Linked DNA regions of Homo sapiens: region 2 is linked to region 1. The links are chromatin loops, found by intact Hi-C in ENCODE. Cell type or tissue: lower leg skin. All regions are shown on one strand.

Region 1 (2,500 bases):
AACTCTAATACCTCCATTCAGTAAAATTAATTTTGCTTAAATGCTACCCAGAAAGCCCCTTTTGTTTTGAGGGGTGTGTGTGTGTGTGTGTTTTCTGTTTTGGAATTTTTCTCTTTCAGTTCTCATTGTCCCTCAGAGCAGTTCTCTCTCATATGGCTTTGGGAGGCTACTGCTAGCCAAATGCTGCACAGATAGTCAAAGTCGGTAGTGTGCAGTGTGGGCAGTGCAGGAATTACTGGGGATTCAACCCATGTATAAGGTTCATGCAGCCTTCGTGAAGTCTGGACCCTGTAATAGGTCTTCTAAGTGGGCCTGACGAGGATTTTAATTATGTCCTGTCTCTCCCATTTCATTTGAATTGAGCTCTGGGGTCCAATGTCAGTGGAGGAAACTGGAGACATGTGCCCCTAGCAAAATGTCATATTCTTTCACTGCACAGAGAGCAAGACCTGGAGGAAAAGAGGACTAGCAGGAGAAATAGGGTAAGTGGTGGGCAGGCCCACGTTAACTATTGTAATTTGATTGGTCAAACAGAATCTTGGAACCATTAGATCACTCTTTGGATTGTTTTGCATTTCTGCCTGTCTCTTTTGTTTTAAAATCTCTATGTTTTAAAATTCATCCCCCCCCCAAAAAAAAAACCCCAAATATATATATATACGTGTGTGTGTGTATGTGTATGTGTGTGTGTGTGTGTGTGTGTATATATGACAGATTTTAACTCTGGCCAAGAAAAGCCATTCCCAGTAGAAATCATCCCGAACCACAACTCAACTGTGGGCCTGAGGCAGCCAAGAAATAATCTTTTTAAATATTCTGATCAGGGACTTGGAAAACAGAAAATTTAAAACTTCAGCTCAGAAGTGTATGATTAACTCTGAGCGGATGTGGTGGTTCTAGCCACGTAATTTTAGGCGTTCTAATTGGCAGTTTAAAAATAGCAGAGTCGCAGGCTGCTCCTCGGTGCTGCTTCTCGCTTTGTTTCGCCCATGAGTATGCACTGTACTTAAGGAGTCTTAAGGCTGCTGGCGACGGGCTGGGAACCAGGACTCTTATCTCCCGTCTCCCAGGTCTGCCGGACTCTGTCCTGACACACCACAGCGTCATAAAAACTTGTGTTTTCTTAGGATTCCTCCTAGCCGCCGGCTCACAGACATATTCCTCTTCCTTCTCTAATAACTAGGTGCTTAAAGGTAGTGCTTCGATGATAATATTCAAGTAAATCAATTTCTGGGTACCTGAAACTTCCAGCTGAGCTGCGTCATTTGCTTGCCAGGTAACAAGTACTTCAGGATGTCATCAAGAAAAGGAAAACACTGATTTCAAATAACCAATTATTTACAAAATTCTTTCCCATATCTGTGTGAGGCAAGGTCCGCAAGATAAAACAAATGTTTGTTTCTCTTTACTGCTGTTTCCATGGGCAGCAAGATGACACATCAGCGTAGACACCCACGAGGGAGCTGCATTTTTCCCTTTTGCATTTCCAAGGAACCCCAGGAGTCCCATCTGGTCTAACATAAAGTCATGTATCTTTACCTAATTTTGGCCTCTGAGTTTTCCTTCTGGGAGACACTTGCTGCTTCACTGTGGAGGGGTCTAGGGGTAGAAAGCCAGCTGGAGCTGTGGAGCTGTTTATAACACCCCAAGGACTGTTGTTCTGCCCCAAGCAGGGGGTTTGTTGGGGCCCATGCAGGGGGAGTCTCAACGGGCAATCCCCCGTTCCTCGTGGGATGTGGTTTATCATTCCTGCTTTGAGTTTCATTAACATGGAATCTTGCACTTTCCCAACCAATGACGCCACAAAAGAATAAACTATATTAAGTCCATAAATCTCAGACTGCCAAGTCCCTGGAATATCAACTGATGAAACTCTCCGCTTTCTAACCTGAGGTGAGTAATAAGTTTCCCTCTTCATTTGCATCACGGGCCTCAGGGTGGAGAGAGCACTGCTATTATCAGGGCACCCTTTTCTCTCTGCTCTCTTCCCTACAGGGTCTTGTAACCACTGCTCTCATACATCTTAAACCCTCTTGTAGGCCAGCATCGCAGTTCAGGCCTGTAATCCCAGCACCTTGCGAGGCCACAGTGAGAGGATCGCTTGAGGCTAGGAGTTAGAGGCTGCCATGAGCTGTGATTGTACCACTGCACTCCAGCCTGGGTGACAGAGCCAGACCCTATCCCTAAAAAGAAAAACCAAACAACAACAACAACAACAACAGCAACAAAAACCCTCTGATAACGCACTGTTTTTGAAAACAGGAAACGAACAAAGTTGTTTTTGCCTAGCTGTCTGGGAACAGAAGGTGAAGCCTGCTGATAGGATTCTTGTCTTTCCTCCCAAGCTCTTGGATACACTTTAGGAATATTAACCAAGGCATGTGTTCCTCTCCTCACTCCTCAGTGTCTCCTTCAAGCCTCTTCCACAGGAGCCAGAAAGAAGGGGATTCACAGGAAAAGAGAGGCCATTCCCTCTCTTACTTCCCAAAGAGTCATGGTG
Region 2 (2,500 bases), 160 kb after region 1:
GTGTCCTCTTCAGTGTTATGCAGTTTTCATTATAGAGATCTTTCACTTGACTCGTTAATTCCTAGGTATTTAATTTTATGTGTGGCTATTGTAAATGGGATTACGTTTAAAATTTCTTTTTCATGTTGTTCAGTATTGGCACATAGAAATGCTACTGACTTTTGTATGTTGATTTTGTATTCTGCAACTTTACTGAATTTGTTGATGAATTCTAATAGTTTTCTTGTAGTCTTTACAGTTTTCCAAATATAAGATTATATTATCTGCAAACAAGGATAATTTGACTTCCTACTTTCTGGTTTGGATGCCCTTTACATCTTATCTGATTACTGTAGCTAGGACCTCCAGTACTATGTTGAGTAATGGTGGCGACAGTGGGCATCGTTGTTATGTTCCAGATCTTAAAGGAAAGGCTTTTCCCCATTCCGTATGATACTAGCTGTGGGTCTGTCATATATAGCTCTTATTATGTTGAGGTATGTTCATTCTATGCCTAGTTTTTTGAGTGCTTTTATCATGAAGGGATGTTGAATTTTGTCAAATGCTTTTTAAGCATCAATTGAAGGATAAATCCATTTTATCCTTCATTGTGTTGATACAGTGTATCATATTGATTGATTTGCATATGTTGAACCATCCTTGCATCCCAGGAATAAATCCCACTTGGTCATGGTGAATGTTCTTTCTAATGTATTGTTGAATTAGGTTTGCTAGTATTTTGTTGTGGATTTTTGCATCATTATTCACCAGAGATATTAGCCTGTAGTTTTCTTTTTTTGATGTGTCTTCATGTGGTTTTGGTATCAGGGAAATATTGGCCTCATAGAATAAGTTTGGAAAGTATTCCCTCCTCTATTTTTTGGAATAGTTTGAGTAGGATTGGTATTAGTTCTTCTTTAAATGCTTGGTAGAATTCAGCAGTGAAGTCACCAGGTTCCGGGCTTTTCTTTACTGGGAGACTTCTTGTTACAGCTTTGATCTTACTTGTTATTGGTCTGTTCAGGTTTTGGATTTCTTCCTGGTTCAATCTTTGTAAGTTGTGTGTATCTAGGAATTTTTCCATTTCTTCTAGATTTTCTAATTTATTGGCATATAGTTGCTCATGATAGCCACTAATGATCATTTGGATTTCTGCAGTAGTATCAGTTGTAATGTCTTCTTTTTCATTTCTGGTTTTATTTATTTGGGTCTTGTCTCTTTTTTCTTAGTGTGGCTAAAGGTTTGTCAATTTTGTTGGTTTTTTTTTTTCAAAAAACCAACTTTTTGTTGTATTGATCTTTTGTATTGTTTCTTTCCTTTCAATTTCTGCTCTGATCTTTATTATTTCTTCTACTAATTTTGGGTTTGGTTTGCTCTTGCTTTTCTAGTCCTTTAAGATGCATCATTAGATTGTTCATTTGAAGTTTTTTCTCTTTTGATGTAGGCCATTAACAGCTATAAACTTCCCTGTTAGTACTACTTTTGCTGTATCTGATAGGTTTTGGTATGTTGTATTTCCATCATCATTTGTTTCAAGATATTTTTCAGTTTCCTTCTTAAGTTCTTCATTGACCCACTGGTCATTCAGTAGCATATTGTTTAATTTACATGTATTTGTATAGTTTCCAAAATTTCTCGTTATTAATTTCTACTTTTATTCCATTGTGATCAGATAAGATGTTTGATATTTCAAATTTTTTGAATGTTTTAAGACTTGTTTAACATTTGTTTTCAAATAGCCTGTCTTCAAGCGCATATGTGACCTAACACATATGACCTTGGACAGACCACATAATGTGGTCTATCCTTGAGAATGATCCATGTGCTGAGGAAAAGAATGTGTATTCTGCAGCTGCTGGATGAAATATTTCGTAAATACCTATTAGATTCATTTTTTCCATAGTGCAAATGAAGTGCAATGTTTCTTTGTTGATCTTCTGTTTGGAAGATCTGTTCAGTGTTGAAAGTGGGGTGTGAAGTCTCCAGTTATTATTGTATTGGGGCTTATCTGTCTATCTAAAGGGGCTGAGTTGGCCCCTTTATCGTTATATAGTGACCGTCTTTGTCTTTTCTTACAGTTTTTTTCTCGAAATCAATTTTGTCTGACATAAGTATAGCAACTCCTGCTCTTTTTTGGTTTCCATTGGCTGGAATAACTTTTTCTATCCCTTTATTTTCAGTCCATATGTGTCTTTATAGATGAAGCTTGTTTGTTGTAGGCAACAGATCAATGGGTCAGATCAATGGGTCTTTACATTAAATGTAAATAGACTAAACTCTCATTATTAATAAGGGTTTCTGCCATTTTGTTATTTATTTTGTGGTTGTTACATGGTCTTCTCTTCCTTCTTTTCTTCTTGTCTTCCTCTAGCGAAGGTGATTTTCTCTGGTGATATGACTTAGTTTCTTGCTTTTTGTATATCTGTTGTATGTTTTTTGATTTGAGGATAACATGAGGCTTGCAAATACTATCTTATAACCGGTTATTTTAACCCAATAACAACCACTATTTGCATAAACA

What was found. A loop is a pair of places that touch in the nucleus more often than their neighbours do. Peaks named below come from ENCODE experiments on the same cell type or tissue, not always from the same donor. Only the 100,000 strongest peaks of a DNase experiment are listed, where the experiment ranks them.
Region 2: it touches region 1 in a loop (3.0-fold over the local background); 2 of 110 quality-filtered maps call a loop at or near these places.

The regions. Positions count from the first base shown.
Region 1 is chr14:56,004,025-56,006,524 of GRCh38, forward strand. LOC105370512 (a long non-coding RNA gene) reads left to right here and starts at 664. Exons shown (of 4, transcript XR_007064183.1): 1 at 664-1,893. In lower leg skin, no CTCF peak of the experiment used is centred here; a DNase peak (open chromatin) is centred at 989.
Region 2 is chr14:56,163,731-56,166,230 of GRCh38, forward strand. All of the region lies in intron 1 of PELI2 (pellino E3 ubiquitin protein ligase family member 2), which reads left to right. Among named protein-coding and RNA genes, the nearest start is that of PELI2, 47 kb to the left of the region's middle. In lower leg skin, no CTCF peak of the experiment used is centred here; no DNase peak of the experiment used is centred here.